Linked DNA regions of Homo sapiens: region 2 is linked to region 1. Evidence: chromatin loops called from intact Hi-C (ENCODE). Cell type or tissue: heart left ventricle. All regions are shown on one strand. Links, peaks and the distances in the headings refer to the core of each region. The heading gives the core; the rest is flanking DNA. Region 1 overlaps KSR1 (kinase suppressor of ras 1). Region 2 overlaps KSR1 (kinase suppressor of ras 1).

Region 1 (8,328 bases), core at 36-8,035:
AAAAGGGCTGGGCCGAGGGCATTCCGTGGCTCAACTCTAGATGTTTGGGCTTCCTGGTGGCCACCCAGGCTGTGCAGCCTCAGGGTTCGGGCATGGGTCTGCTTCCCTAATGTCCAGGCTAGCACATCCTCAAAGACAGGACTCTCAGCACCATGATGCAGCCCGCTCTACGCTTGTCTCATTCTGAGAAAGGAGAAGCTGCCTAGAGATCAGTTTACTCATAATTTTTTAAATGGCTACCTGTCTTATTCTTTCTGAACAGTTCCTCTGATAAACAGTGTATTCTTTAACTTTCTACTTTTAATTAAAATATTTACAAAATACATAATGATATATGTTCACTATAAAAAAGAAAGTACTAGATGTACAACAGTGAAAATCACCCATAATGCCACCTCTCAGAGTTAATTCCAGTGCACATTTTGTTGTATATTCTTCCTGCATTTGCATATAAATGTACATGTGTATATTTGTGGCACATACCATGTGCATTGCCTTGTAAATGTCTTCTGTCTGTATCAGCACATATACATATGCATCAGCACTATTAGTGGCTGCATTGTGTGGTCATACCACAAATTCATCTAACCGGTTTCCCTGTGTGGGCCATTCAGGCTGTTTCCAAGTCTTGCTTTTATAAATGGTGCTGCAACGAGTATCTTCCTACAAGTGAGATTTGCTGGGTCAAAGTATATGAATACATTTAATATCTGTCCTCGTCTTTAATATCTTTATGGCATCATAACTCCCCCTCTCCTAAGCAGGAATGGCAGCCTTCATACATTTATCCATTTGCCACTGCATCTGTAATCACACTGACGGCCAAGAGTTTAAAAGGAGGCTGGGCCTGGGTGCGGTGGCTCATGCCTGTAATCCCAGCACCTTGAGAGGCTGAGGCTGGTGGATAGCTTGAGTCTAGGAGTTCGAAACCAGCCTGGGCAACATGGTAAACCCCGTCTCTACAAGAAATAGAAAATTAGCCATGCATGGTGGCACGCTCCTGTAGTTCTAGCTACTCAGGAGGCTGAGGTGGAGGTTGCAGTGACCTGAGATTGCATCATTGCACTCCAGCCTGGATGACAGAGAAAAAAAAAAAAAAAAAGAGGCTGGACATGGTCCTCTGGCTGAGATTCTGGGATAAGTGTCAGGAACTATGGCTTCTAGTTTTGTGGTTGCTTGTGTCTGAGGTTCTGGGCTATGTGTCAGGCATTGTGGCTTCTAGTTTTTGTGGTTACCTGCAGCAAAGGGGGGCCCCCTGGGCTGACCAATTAGAAGAAGGCCTTTTCCTTGCTCCAAGATAGCGGAGGGAGGGGCTGGATTTCAGGTCTCCCTGTCCAGAGACTGATCAGCTTTGGTAGTACATAATCATATGGTGAGGTCTTGATCACTTGAGGCTCATGAAAGTCACTTTAACTGCATTCTTGGTTGCATCCCTAACTACAAATACTGATCACAGTGCTATTTGGGGTGCCTGGCTTTGGGGATGATTTAGTAGAGTTGTGGGTTCCTAGGGCTACAAAGGGTCTTGGAATTTCCATGTGGTCCAGCCCTCTCATCTTGCAGGTGAGGAAACTGAAGGCCTGAGGGAGAACTGACTTGCCAGGAACCCCTGTTAAGCAGAATTAACAAAGGGTGGTTATTAAAGGAGCACTGAGTTGGGAGTCAGACCTGGAGGCCCACACCCTTGATTAAGACATTATACCACCTTGAGTCTGGCCTGTTGACTGAGGGTGAGCCACTCCATCCTCCTCTGATTGTGGGGTGTTGACCTCAAGGGGTTTCCTGCAGGAAGAAGCAAATGGGTTTGCTTTCCTAGCTCTGTCCCAGTGCCTTAGGGGCCCTGAGGACTGGAGAGATTCTTGGAGCGCCATCTGGGGTATGTCACGGGTGGACCTTTTTTGAAGGTCAGTCTGCTCAGTGGGCTGGCTCAGCCCGAATGAACTGTCTTGAATCTTTGGAGTTGTCTGTTTACTTTTAAGGGCTTCTCATCCTTGCACCAAAAGATCCCCTGGAAATTAGGTGGGAAATCCTTAACTTTTATGGGGCCTTGTGTTTGTCTTAAAAGTTCATGCGCATGGCCAGGTGTGGTGGCTCACACCTGTAATCCTATCCTGGATCCCTTGAGTCAAGGAGTTTGAGACCAATGTGAACAACATAGTGAGACCCTGTCTCTACAAAAAATAAAATATTAGCCAGGGGTGGTTGTGCACACCTGTTGTCCCAGCTACTACAGTGGCTGAGGCTGGAGGAGCACTTGAGCCTGCACTGAGCTGTGATCTCACCAGTGTACTCCAGCCTGGGCCACAGAGCAAGAACTTGACTCAAAAAAAAAAAAAACCAGCAAGAAAAATCCTTGCAGATTTTGCATTCTGTGCCACTATCCATTGGTTTTCATGTCAAGATAATGTAAAAATTCTTTACAATTGCTTCCAGAAGGAGTAGCCTTTTAATCTAGTGCACAGGTGTCCAGTCTTTTGGCTTCTCAGGGCCACATTGGAAGAAGAATGCTCCTGGGCCACAGATAAAATACACTAATGCTAACAATAGCTGATGAGCTTAAAAAAAAAAAAAAAGGTTTGTGCATAATTTTCATGATACCCACCACCACAGATAGGCGGAAAAGTCCTTGTAGTCAAAGGGTTGGACACGGCTGATCTAGTGTCTTGTCCGTTTTGGCTTTCTCCCTGATTCCAGAATGCAGGTAGAGATGTAGAGACGTGCTCTCAGGACAGCTGTTGAGATAAAAAAATTTGTTGTCATTTATTCCCAGGCACAGCTGTTTGTCATTTGCATTGAAAAAGTCTCCATTCAAACTGCTGTCACATATAAAATCTATTTATGTAAGTCTGTATTTTTCTGTTGTCTTGGCCTTGGTGGGCAGTAGTGTGTTTTAACTGAGCAAACTGTCTTTCCAAATAATGAAGCTGAAGTCAGCCTACCTGCTTGCCATTTTTCTTCCCCTTCCATTTTTCTAATCTCCGGATAATTGTAAGAATGAATTAAGATTTGTGTTTAAGGCCGGGCACAGTGTCTTAGGCCTATAATCCCAGCACTTTGGGAGGCAGAGACGGACGTATCGCTTGAGCTCAGGAGTTCCAGACCAGCCTGGGCGACATACTGAGACTCTGTCTTGTATAATTAAATTAAAATTTAAAAAAAGAAGAGATAAAGACCCGTGTTTAAAATTTTTAAAAAAGGGGGGAAAGTGTAATGCAAAATGTGGACTATGCCAGCTATGATTGGGAAAAATAATTTTTCATACAGCATTATCTATAGATTTGTATTAGCAGCATACTGGTCATAAGCGTTTTGCTTTCCGCAAATATGATGTGGTAAGCTACTTTAAAGTGTGGTGGGGCTTTCTTCCGCATGGCTCCTTGAGGGGTTGAGTCCCAATTTATCCAATTAATTTGGGTTTAGTTTTGATATGGATAAGGGAGACCAGCTTCATTCATGGTGCACACACAGTTTTGCCAATAAGGAAAAAAAAAAGCCACCTGAATGTTCCTACTCATTAGGAGCTATCTGGAGAGCTCCTACCCCACTCCCACCAAGGCCTGGGCCCTTAAAAAGGCTCAGTGCAGCCTTTCTGTATCTCACTGTATTCTGCAAGATGCTCCTGTGAAGAAAGTTGTGCTGCATCAGCCATCTCCCTCCTGAAGATCCCTGCGGATGAGGATTTGTGTTTTAAAGGTTCTGAGAAGTACTGCAACAACAGTTCTCAAACTTATTTGTCCAGGGGATCTTTTCTTCCACTGAACGTAGTTGGGGAGACATGGCCTTAAGCCTTGAGCAGAGAAAGAGACAAGAAACTGTTGGCTCACTTACAACCAAGTGTTGTGTTTAAGTTTTAGGTTTTTATGAAACTGAGGTGCTGTTTGAGTTTCCAAATAAAATTGGGTGGTTGAAGAGAGGCTGGTATCCCTGTAGACTTATCCAGCCATGAGAAATTGCCTTTTTTACAAAGGGAAATAGGGTGTCTCCTGGGCATCACATTAGCACTTAAATACATGTATCACTGAATCCTTCTAACAAGAAGAGGAAACTTGCCGAGAGAGGTGTGCCCGCCTGCCTGCCTGCCTGCCTGGAGTTTGCACTTCCTGCCTCCTCCTGGCCCTGGGTGCATTTAGTTGGTGTTAAGGGCATGGTCTGCTCAGTGTCTACCAGGAACCTCATGATCCCCCTGATGGGCAGAAAACAATCCAAGAGAAATGCAGATGGCTGTGGGTGCATTTGAGCTTGGGCTGCAGGGGGTTTGGGGGAGAGGGCTGGGCTACAGATGAAGAATGCTTTTCAAAATAAAAAAGGAAATGCTGGCTCTGAATGGAAAGGAAAGGAAGCAGCTTCCTGTTTCTCGTGGTGGCTTTTTGAAAGGAGGAGCTCTTTCTGGCCTCTTGGCCAACGGAGGCCTGGGCCGGCTGGGGCCACTCTAGGTGCGCTGGAGTCGAGGCTCCCACACTGCTGCCTGAGGTTTCAGAAAGAGCGCTGGTTCCACCCCGTTTCATTTTCCCCGGTCGCTGAGTCAAATGGATGCATGTGGTTTCCAAAACGAATATCTGTACCTGTTACAAAATGGATGTGTCATAATGGGTGACATTTACTTTTACGGCAAGCTTGCTTTGTGCCTGGCCCCCTTGTTAAGCTTTATGTAGCATTTACTTTTCACAACACCCTTGTGAGGAAGGTCTTCTCGCTGTCCCCATTTTACAGATGAAGAAACTGAGGCACAGAGGGGTTAAGTGACTTTCCCAGAGTCACATAGCTAAGGAGAGACTGAGCTGTGACTTGAACCCAGGCAGTCTTAATTCCTTGCCTTTATGACCCAGCTTGGATTTGCAAACTCCTCTCTCCGTCCAGCTGGAAAATCTGTTAGCATAGGATAATTTTGAAGACTCTGGTTGCCTTTGTCTAGGCTCTGGGGGGTAGCCCCAAACCCTGGGCCAGGCCATAGTGATTCCTTGGTGTGTAGCGGGCAAGGGAGAAACTTACTTTTTGCCCTCTGAAGGTTTACTGAAAAATTAACTCACAACATATAGATGACTAAGAGAAATGGCATATAAATTGATTCTCCCTGGTGTATCACAGAATCACAGAGCGATTACTTAATATCCCAGTGGGACCCAAATATTTCTTTGAATGTTCCTAAGAGATAGACATTATCTTGTGAATGGGTCTCTTAGGGTGTGGTTGCGTTTTTGGTCTTTTTTCCTGCAATAGATAATGAGATAACAGTGAGGGGAAGAAAAAACAATCCTTGGTCCGTGGTGGGTCCATCTGGTCATTTTATAGACAGGGGAAATGTCTCTTTCAGTGTCTGTTAATCTCTAAGGGCCTTTAGTTTAAAATGCTCATTATATCAGAGAGCTATGTTTTGAGGTCAAGTTCCCTGTGCTCCATCAGGTGAAATGCCTAGGTCTGAGTTTATGTTTTGTTTTTTTTTTTTTTTGAGACGGAGTCTCGCTCTGTCCCCCAGGCTGTAGTTCCGTGGCGCAATCGTGGCTCACTGCAAGCTCTGCCTCCTGGGTTCCATTCCATTCTCCTGCCACAGCCTCCCGAGTAGCTGGGACTACAGGTGCCTGCCATTATGCCCGGCTAATTTTTCGTTTTCGTATTTTTAGTAGAGACGGGGTTTCACCGTGTTAGCCAGGATGGTCTCGATCTCCTGACCTCGTGATCCGCCCGCCTCGGCCTCCCAAAGTGCTGGGATTACAGGCGTGAGCCACTGCGCCCGGCCATATTTTTTTTTTTTAACTTTATCATGGAAAGGTTTAAACTTGTACAAAAGTAGAGAGAATGTTGTGACCACCTCTGTGTAGTGATTACCCAGCTTCAGCAATAACCAGCTGTGGCCAATTATTTTTTTTTTTTTCTGAGATGGAGCCTGGCTGTGTTGCCCAGGCTGGAGTGCAGTGATGAGATCTCAGCTCACTGCAACCTCTGCCTCCCGGGCTCAAACAATTCTCCTGCCTCTGCCTCCCAAGTAGCTGGGATTACAGGCACACACCACCATGCCTGGCTAATTTTCTTATTTTTAGTAGAGACAGGGTTTCACCATGTTGGCCAGGCCAGCTTGTGAGCTCAAGCAATTTACCCACTTTGGCCTCCCAAAGTGCTGGGATTACAGGCGTGAGCCACCGTGCCTGGCCTGTGGCCAATCTTGAGTGATCTAGGGTATTTATGCTCTGTTTTGGCGATGGTGGCCCTGGGCAGTTCGTCTCTAGGAAGCAGAGTGACCCAGGGCGGTCTTCTCCAGCCATCCGCTTCCAGGCTGAGCTGTACCTATCTCAGCAGGCTGGGAGGAATCTCTGTGTTTTCCTATGAAAAGGCAGTTTTGATTATTTTCTCCTAAGCTTGCTCTGGCTTCTGGCAGCAGGTACATTGCAGAGTGTCCATCTCACTATCTAACCTGAGTCCCCCGCCGCACCTGAAACCTGTTCTCAGACGGCTGGGTGCTTTCCCTGTCCCACAGCAGTCCTGCCAGAGACTGAGATGAGAGTTTTTAACGAAGCAGGGCCCCCAGACCCAGCGGAATCCCACTGTGCACATCCTGATTTCCAGTCCATTCTTGCCCATGCCTCTAGTGTCTCTTCCCTTCCTTTTCCTTGTTGCTTGTTCCCATTATGAGATAAGTGTATTTCAGCTAACATTGATTAAGCTTCACTGTGTGTGGGCCCTGGAGAGAAGAGCTGCTGAGTACAGGAAGGTGCTATTCTCTGGGAGCCCCGGGCAAACCCTCATTTCTGCGGTTCCAGCCTGGAACCCGGATCCAGCACCTGTAAAAGTCTTCCTTGCCCTTCCCGGCTCTTCTCTCGAGGCTCTGCACAGTCCTTCCTGAAGCCTAGCTTTGTTGACCACTTTCTCATTTCTTTTCTCCGTGGTCTTTTGATCCCAACAGGTAGTTTTCTTTTGGTTGTTTGTGCTTTATTTTGGCTTTTGCTGTATTCTCTTGCAAGCATTTCTCAGGTGCCGAGTCACTTTTTGCTGGCTGTTTCAGTCTCTGAGTTTGGCCTCCACAACACAATCGTGATGTCACTATGGGAAAGAGCCCCTCAAGCACTTGGTAGGACATTGAGGCGTGCATTGAGGGCGCCAGGATGTGCGGGGACTCTGGGGTGAGGATGACATATTCGTATTCTGACTCCATTCCTTGCCAGCTCTGTGACCTTGGGCAAGTTCTTTAGCTCTCTGGACCTCAGTTTTCTTGTTAGTTAAAAGGGGATAAGAGTAGGTTAATTTTGGATTCTTTTGAGAACCAAGATACAGAAGGAGTGCTGGACAGTGCCTGGTACTTAGAAGGAGTTCAGTGTTTCCCCCACTGTCCCCCGCCTTTCACGTAGCATTACTCCAAAACACTTTTCCATGTTTCCCTATTATCTTCCTTTTGGTCATTTTAGTTGCCACATGAGAGTGTGTCTAGTGGATCTGCTGTAATTTGGCAAAGCATTTTCCGTGTTATTGGACATTTCAGTAGTTTCTAGATTTCTGCAATTATAAACAATGTGAATGGAATCGTCTTTATATAGGCGCTTTATTTTTGTTCCTATTCTGAATTTGTTTTCTTGGGATAATTCCCAGGAATGGAATTACTGGATCAAAGAGCATGGAGATGGAGTGTGTGTGTGTGTGTGTGTGTGTGTGTGTGTGTGTGTGTGTTAAGACTTGCCAAACTGTTCTCCCATTTTTTTTTTTTTGAGGCGGAGTATCGCTCTGTTGCCCAGACTAGAGTGCAGTGGTGTGATCTCAGTTCACTGCAGCCTGCACCTTCCAGATTCAAGTGATCCTTCTGTCTCACCCTCCTGAGTAGCTGGGATTACAGGTGCACACCACCATGCCCAGCTAAGTTTTGTTTTTGTTTGTGTTTTTTTTTTTTTTTTTTTGAGACAGACTCTCGCTCTGTGGCCCAGGCTGGAGTGCAGTGGTGCGATCTCGGCTCACTGCAACCTCTGCTTCCCGGGTTCAAGCAATTCTCCTGCCTCAGCCTCCTGAGTAGCTGGGATTACACGTGCCCGCCACCACGCCCAGCTAATTTTTATATTTTTAGTAGAGACAGGGTTTCACCATGTTGGTCAGGCTGATCTCAAACCCCTGACCTCGTGATCCACCCACCTCGGCCTCCCAAAGTGCTGGGATTACAGGTGTGAGCCACTGCGCCAGGCCTAAGTTTTGTATTTTTAGTAGAGACAGGGTTTCACCATATTGGCCAGGCTGATCTCAAATTCCTGACCTCAGGTGATCTGCCCACCACAGCCTCCCAAAGTACTGGGAGTACAGGCGTGAGCCACCACACCTAGCCCCTCCATTTAACTCCTGTTGAATGATAGCTGTTTT
Region 2 (8,328 bases), core at 41-8,040, 49 kb after region 1:
CACAACTGTCTTGAGAGCAGGGAGAAAGCTATTATCCCCATCTGAGAAGACAGAGTCTCAGAAGGTGGGGATGAGCCTGCCTGTGCACACTGCACACAGCTCTTGGAAAAACAGTCTAGAAGCTCTAAAAACACCTTTTCTGTCCACTTCCTCTGCTGTTTACTTCTTTCTTAGGAAAAAAGTGAGAAGGGTGAGGAGTTTCCTGGCTAGAGATTCTAGTGCATCTTGCTCCTGCAGAATGTTTGGCTGTGAAGAGGTAGGCCAAGAAACGTGGGGACGCCTGGCTGGGGCTGGAACACTGGCAGGCAGCTGACTGGACTGTCATGACATCTCAGAGCCAGAAGCCTCTTACCTTTCTTCCAGTCTGAGTGCTCTGGAGGTGCACTTGCTCACCAGTGTGGAGAGGTAGAAGGCTGGGAGAGTGTGGAGGGTGGGTGCTGCTGCGCATTGAGGGCTGTCTGTACTTGGCTGGGAAGAAACTGAACAGTGCCAGAAGGTAGGGAGGGGGAGCATTGTTGGTCACTTGGAATCTGGAACTGAGAAAGACAAGAAAACAGCCTGCTCTCTGGAGCAGTTAGACCCCACTCAGGAGGGGCCTGTGGAGCGTTGGGCCAAGTTTCCTGCAGGACCTGGGGCGAGGTGGGAGTGGGATGCTTCTGGGCTGGCAGGGCTGGGCTGTGGCTCCATGGCTGAGGTATCTGCATAGGGAGAATGTGTGATTTAGAGGCAGCTTGGTCAGCTTAGGAAATGGAGGTTCCTGAGGCAAACCTTTTCAGTGCCCAAGCAGGGTTGCCTAGGTGAGGGGGCTCTCAGGGTCAGACTCCTCTGCATCCCGTCTCACCGGCGAGACCGTTGGTGTGATGAGCTGCAAGCATCCAGGTTTGTTTGCTTCCTGCCACACGTGGCAATTCTTAAAACTAGTTTTTGGTGTTAGGATAAGCACACCCGACAAACATCTGCTGAAGTGTAAGCTTGCTCATCAGGGAGAATACTCTGATTGATGTGGACTTTCTAGGATAGCAGAGCCCAAGTGGCTTTGTGCAATTGATAGTAGTCATGTGTATGTTAAGTTAGCTTGAGCCGACTCTTCAGGGCTGGAGTAGACCAGATCCTGAACCCCTTATCCCCTCATCAAGGTCCTGGTGTGTCTCTAGCCTTTGTTTTGATGACCCCAGCAAAATTCCCTGCTCTTTCTCCCTGTAGTGACTTCTTTGTTGCTTTCTGAGCTAGGTTAGGTTTCCATCACTAATCTGTGGAGAAAATGTGTATATCCCAAGCCATTTCCTCCTTCAGAGGAGCTTATGATTTTGGCTTGGAAAATAGAGATGAATATACTCGAAGCATCCAGGGAAGGATGAATTGCTGTACCCTTGCCAGTTTCCAGTGGAACATAAATGTGAGCATTTCTTCTCTGAAGAGGAGGATTCCAGGCATCCTGGAGGGGTGATAAAGTGGCATAGGATTCAGGTTCAATCAAGATGTATTGAGAATGGCCAGGTGCAGTGGCTTACGCCTGTAATCCCAGCACTTTGGGAGGCCGAGGCAGGTGGATTACCTGAGGTCACAGGAGTTTGAGACCAGCCTGGCCAACATAGTGAAACCCCGTCTCTACTAAAAACAAAAATTAGCTGGATGTGGTGGCGTATGCTTGTAATGCCAGCTACTCGGGAGGCTGAAGCAAGAGAATTGCTTGAACCTGGGAGGCGGAGGTTGCAGTGAGCTGAGATCACGCCACTGCACTCCAGCTTGGGCAACAGACCAAGACTCCGTCTCCAAACAAACAAAAAGATGTATTGAGAACCTACGGTAGGCTGGGTTTGTTTGGATCTAGACATCATTCCTTTTCATTTTTACTTTGTTTATATTGTAAAATATTATACAGACTCAGAAAAGTACACAAAACATAAATGTACAGCTTGGTGAATTATCACAAAGTGAGTACCCTTGTAACCACCGTCCAAGAGAAGGAACCCTGCCAGCGCCCCCGGAGGCTCCCTGATCATGACCTCTTCTCTTACTGCCACGCACAACATTAGCTTGACTTTAGTAGTAGTTGCCTCCCTGCTTCTTAAAATAATTATTTACCCAAAATATGAATCCCCAAACACTGTAAATTTAGTTGTGCCTGTTTTTTGAACTTCCTACAAGGATAATCATGCTGTATATATTCTTTAGTGTCTGGTTTCTTTCATGCAACATTGTTGTGAAATCTGTGCATTTTCGTTGCATGTAGCTGTCATTTGTTCATTTTCATTGCTGTGTGTTATTCGATTGACTGATTAGCACAATTTTTCTATCCATTCTCCTGTTGAACATTTTGTTTGTTTACATTTTGAGGATATTCCTAAAAAATGCTGCGGGCTAGATGCGGTGGCTCATGTCTGTAATTCTGACACTTTGGGAGTCTGAGGCAGGAGGATCACCTGAGCCCAGGAGTTCAAGACCAGCCTGGGCAACATAGCAAGACTCCTTCTCTATAAAAAAAAAAATGCTGCTGTGAGCATTGTTGGACATGACTCTTGGTTAGCCTGTATTGTGTATGTGCATGCACACACTTGTGTTGGGTGTACCTGGAGGTAGCATCACTGCATCTCATCCCATCTTCATATTAACCTTGTAAGCCGATGGGGAGAGTGGCTCACCTTAGCAAGGGTGTGTCTGCTGGGACCCCAGGGAAGCTTTGCTTACTGTCCTATGTCTATACCCCTTGGGTTGTCTCTGAGCTTCTCTTGGGGACGCATCGTTTTCCAGGTGTTGTGAGGAATTACAGCAGTAAAGCTTGCTTGATGCTTATGTTTAACCCCTGCAAGGCAGAATACGGGAGTTGCATGTAGCCAGTGTCGGGGGCTGGTGAAGAAGGGTGTAGGGCTGTGTTGGGGCACAGCCTGCTCATCACACAGGTCCTCCAGAGTGGACCTGAACGCTCAACCCCTTTAATCTTTGGTGTCTGCCTGCAGTGTTTCCTCCCAAGTGGGTTTGGTGCCCTTCCAGCATATTGAGTGGAGAATCGTCGGAAAGGCTGAGGCTTCAGCCGAGTCTCCAGGCCACTGCTTGCGGTGCAGCTAAGCTCTTAATGTGTTTTCATAATCAAAGCAGAAAGGTCCCATTGTGGCGCTAACGCCTTTGCCATAAAGCACTTTTTGTTTCCTAACAAAATTCCAAGTCTCAAAAGCAAGTCAGCTTAGCAAAAACACAATACCAATGAATGGCCATTTGCCACTTGCAACAGCTAGGCAAGCTCCCAGTAAATAACACTCGGTCAGCCTGTGTTTTATTGGGGCACCCCAAAGACATGAAAATACTTTGCAGGCTACTTGGAGGAAAACAGTAAGATATTAGGAGTCATATTTATCACCGGGGAATTATAACCTGATATTAAGGTGCCAGTTAGGGTTTGCTTGGCTATATATTTCAGAAAATTAAGTAAGGCTGGGGACAGTAGCTCACGCCTGTAATCCCAGCACTTTGAGGGGCTGAGATAGGTGGATCACCTGAAGTCAGGAGTTCAAGACCAGCCTGGCCAACATGGTGAAACCCCGTCTCTATTAAAAATACAAAAAACTAGCTGGGTGTGGTGGCGTACGCCTGTAATCCCAGCTACTCAGGAAGCTGAGGCAGGAGAATCCCTTGAACTCAGGAGGCAGAGGTTGCAGTGAGGTGAGATTGTGCCATTGCACTCCAACCTGGGCGACAGGAGCAAAACTCCATCTCAAAAAAAAAAAAAAAGAAAAGAAAAGAAAAGTAACACTGGAAGTAAGGGATTATTTTTCTTATGAAACAAAAAGCCCAGAGGCTGACAGTCTTACGGCTCCACGTTGCTGCCTCCTGTCTTTTTGCTTTATCATCTTCAGCACAAAGCCTCATACTCCCAAGATGGCTGCTATATCTCCAGGTTTCACATTTGCATTTCAGGTAGGAAGGTGGCTTTTGTCAACTGCCTCTTATCCATTTTAATGAGGAAAACTAACTTTCTGGAAGTACCAAGCAATAGGCTTTCCCTTACATTTCACTGGTTAGAACTGGATCACATGGCAACCACTGGTTGTCAGGGTGGCTGGGAGCTAAGCACATTGTTATTTGAACAAAATCAGGGATTCCCGAGGTTAAGGAAGGAAAAGGAGGATGGACATGGGGAGGCAGCTAACAGCAGGTGCCATGATTCACTGGATAAAATAGATAGGAAACAAGCTGTTTCATAGAAAGCGAATTTATATTCAGTAACTGAAACATTCTTGTAAGCACTAAAATGTATTTTAATCATTTTAATTGCAGTCATGTGCCGCATTGTCAACAACAGACCACGTGTATGACAGTAATCCCATAAGATTATAGTACTGTATTTTTGCTGTACCTTTTCTGTGTTCTGATATGTTTAGATTTGTCTTACAAATGTATTACAGTTGCCTACCATACTCATTACTCTGATGTTCACACAAAGCCAAAATCACCTAAGGACATGTTTCTCAGAACGTATTTCTGTCGTTACACGCCGCATGACTGTAGTTTGAGAAGACACATTTTCTTCTAAACAACTTAATGACTTTTTCGGTGTGGCTGGGAGTCTCAGTAGGCTCTACTGAGGTGTGGTTTGAACGGCCACTTTGCCTCTCATATAATGGTCCCAGAAAATTATGCTTTTTAAATCTTGGGTCTGCTTCGTAGTTTTTTTTTTTTTTTTTTTTTCATTTATTCCATTATTGCTGCCAGGTCTTGTGGCCTCTGTGCATTTACCTCTAGAAACCTGGTTCTTTTCACCTTAAAAATGTTCTGCTTTACTATAATCTATGGATGGGAGAAACCAGAGAACCCAACATGGTAGAAATGTGGATTGAGGAAGGAGGCTCTGGGGGAAACCATAGACTCTCCTCTAGGTTAGGTAGGGCTTTCATGAGCAGGCTTAGTCTGTTTTATCAGCTCTGATCTCTTCTGGCCTATCAGATAAAAGAATTTGCCTTTTTTTTTGTTAAGGGAAGGAGTTTGAAATCTTCTCCAGTCAAGGCACTATTTAACAATTGGCTCTCCATGGCTGACTTAATGCTAATTTTCTCATCACCATTCAACATAGCTTCCTCCTTACCTCATCTGTCTTTGTGAATGCAGCCCCCATTTTATAAGCACAACCTCTAGAAAACCTGGTTTTATCTAACTAAGAGACCTATCACATCCAGGAAGTTGCCAAAGGAGAAAATCGAGAAAAGGTAGTTGTGTGACGTTGGGCTAGTTACCTGATCTCTGTCTGTTTTCTCATCTGTGAAAGAGCAATCGTAATGATTGCCTTATGGTCATTGTAAGAAATGAGGATGAGTTAAATGGAATAGTGCCTAGCATGTAGTAAATGCTCAAAAAAGCTATTATCATTAATATTATCATCATTATCACAGATGGGGTGTGTTAATCACAGATTAACACTGATGTGGGATTGGGCCACCCTGGGAGGGTGTTTGGACAGAGGCCAATGTGAGCCATATTTACCTGATGAGAGAGATCAATCCATTGTTGGAACAGACGTCTTCATGTGCCTTTGTCCTCGCTCCCTTTCTGTGATAGTGCAGAGTAGAGTCTCCCTCCCCCTCCTCCTCCTCCCCCTTTCATCCTTTCTTCCTTCCATCATTTTCATATCTGATTACAAGAGTAATATATGTTCCTTGTAGAAACTTTGAAAAGCATGAAAGAAAATTGAAACACTCTTAAAAATGTATATATAGAGAGAACTTTTCGAAGCTGAGATCATCCTGTACTTTTTGCTCTATAGCCTGCTTTCATTTTTTATTTTCTTTCTTTTTTAATATTTAAAGAGATACATTCTGAGCCAAATGTGAAGACCATGACCCATGACAGCTTCAGGAGGTCCTGAGAACATGTGCCCAAGGTGGTTGGGTTACAGCTTGGTTTTATACATTTTCGTGAGACATAATGACTAGTCTAAACATTAAAACAGAGATCTTAATACAAAAGAGACCCTTTGTGGCAATGAGATACCAAATTCCAACCTGACTCTAGTATAACATCTTAACATCACATGACAGATAGCAGGCCCTGAAAGAAAGAAACAAAAACAAAAGTATTTTATCCTAAAATAGATTTCTTTGATATATTTTGAAATGGCCCTGCAAAGCTGTCTCTTGTGGGAGAAATTTACATTCTGTAGAGAATCCCCTTCCCTTTCTAGGTAATTTTCTGATCCTGAAAAGATTAACTGAGATCCTAGCACCTTTTAAAGGTCTGAATGGGAAACATTTGTCGTCTATTGCCTTTAAGGGTGGCTACCTATGAGACTTCATCTACATAATAAGAACCTTGTGCTCCACAACCCCTTATCTTAACCCAGACACTTGTTTCTATTGATTCCAGGTCTTTAATAACTCTTTTTCTTTTTATTTTATTTTTATTTTTTTTTGAGCCAGAGTCTCACTCACTCTATGGCCCAGGCTGGAGTGCAGTGGCGTGATCTCGGCTCACTGCAACATCCACCCCCTGGGCTCAAGTGCACACCACCATGCCTGGCTAATTTTATACTTTTAGTAGAGATGGGGTTTTGCCATGTTGCCCAGGCTGGTCTCGAACTCCTGATTCTGAGCTCAAGCAATCCGCCCACCTTGGCCTCCCAAAATGATGGGATTACAGGCTTCGGCCACTGCACCTAGCTGATAATAATTCTTTCATTTTCATTGGACGATAAACTATGAGTGTTATTGAGTACCGCTCCTGTGTAGCATTTCATCAAATGGATTTCAACCTGGAGTTGGAAGAGACCACTGAGGATTGAAGGTAGATTGGTTTTCCTGGGTGAGCTCAGAGAATCCACCCTTGGCCCACTTCTGTATTGTAAGACTTGCTTTTTTCTAACTGAGGGATGGAGTGCATTGCAGTTGGGTCCCTATGTTATGTAATTGTGGGGGTTGTAAGCTTGGATTGTAAGTGGAAGATTTGGGGACTTGGGATGATTTCAGATATAGGCAAGAATGGAGGAAGAATGATTGTAAGCTAAAGCAGTAACACGATTCAAGCTATTTATTCATTTGGTCATTATTGAGGACCTGCTGTATGCCACCACATGAGGCCAGATGCTCTTGATACAGAAATAAATAAGAGGACCTTCTAGTTTCAGACAGCATCTGTCTCAGTGAGTGAAGACTTAAAAAACCAATTCATGCAGTAGGCTGTTAGAGATGCTCTCATTGAAATCTATCCTGTCCCCAAAAGGAGTCTGAAGGAGGGAGTTGGCAAGGGGGGAGCTGGCAAAGGCTTTGTAGGGAGCAGGGCATTCTAGGTGGAGAGAGCCTGTAAACAAGGCCCCAGAGGTGTGAAACAGCTTGGATGGATTAGCTTAGCAGTAAAGAAGCAATAGCTACACCTTTTCATTTCTCAATCCACTTAATACTGGGTGGAGTAGCTGCACTTGTGAAATTTGGCGAACCTTAATATTCTTAAAGAAAAAGGCAGAAGGTATGTATTTCGAAAGCATCCTATAGTTTTCTTTCCGTCCTTTCTTTTGGAAAGTGTAGCTCACCCCCTGAAAAGCATAGAATTGGTTTCTGTTAACTCTGGTGTTTGCTGTCTGCCTGCCCACCCAGTGCCCATTCATCATCTGAGTGCCCCCTCTCTACAAGGCACTGTGTCGGGGAGCTCAGAGCCTGACCTTGCCAGGCTCTTGCAATCTGGGTCGGTGGACATCTATGTTGATAATTGATGTTCTGTGCTGACAAGTTCTGTGGGAAAGTGGACGTAGGAGCAAGCACTGTGTTGGCAGGAGTCGGGAAAGCTTAAGGCTGCGATGCTCAAAGGAGAGGATAAATGGTGGACACTCCCTAGACCCTCCTCCCTCTCCACCAAAGGCATAGCCTTCATAGTGCTGGAAATGTTCCATATCCCTCCATTGTGCCGTGGTGGGAAAAAGACAGGGAAAGAGCCCTCCAGGGAACTGGCATTTGTTGTGGCCTGCACTGGCTGGTTCCTGGAGTAGGATGTGTGCATCATTAGCCCTGCATAGCACAGTAGCTGTGAGGAAGTGACCGCTCAGGTGTTGGGTGATGTGTCTAGGGTCACATTGCCTAGAAGAGTGGCAGGGCTGCGCTTGCTGCAGGCTTGCTTGATCCTGAAGCCCTGGTTCCTCTCACCATGCCCTGGGCTGCAGAACTCACTTCTGGGCCTTGTAAGGCCGCTGGTGGGTAATGGTGACAGTGGGAGGAGTAATACCTGAACAGAGGCTGCCCTAAATAATGGCTTGTGGTGGTCAGCGCCTGGAAGCCCTGGGTGTGGTTCCCTGCAGAAAGGAATTCTGAGGCCTCAGAAATGAGGTTTTGTTTTGTTAAAATTGTCTTGGGCACC

The links. Peaks named below come from ENCODE experiments on the same cell type or tissue, not always from the same donor. Only the 100,000 strongest peaks of a DNase experiment are listed, where the experiment ranks them.
Region 2: a loop joins it to region 1, with 1.8 times the contacts of the local background. A loop is called at or near these places in 18 of 110 quality-filtered maps.

Annotation. Positions count from the first base shown.
Region 1 is chr17:27,462,383-27,470,710 of GRCh38, forward strand. All of the region lies in intron 1 of KSR1 (kinase suppressor of ras 1), which reads left to right. Among named protein-coding and RNA genes, the nearest start is that of KSR1, 10 kb to the left of the region's middle. RefSeq lists a silencer at 1,061-1,355 and an enhancer at 4,191-4,630. In heart left ventricle, for the core only: no CTCF peak of the experiment used is centred there; DNase peaks (open chromatin) are centred at 4,075 and 4,417; H3K27ac peaks cover 800 bases.
Region 2 is chr17:27,510,950-27,519,277 of GRCh38, forward strand. The region is part of intron 1 of KSR1 (kinase suppressor of ras 1); the gene reads left to right. Among named protein-coding and RNA genes, the nearest start is that of KSR1, 59 kb to the left of the region's middle. RefSeq lists enhancers at 622-1,150, 2,437-3,281, 3,282-4,124. In heart left ventricle, for the core only: no CTCF peak of the experiment used is centred there; no DNase peak of the experiment used is centred there.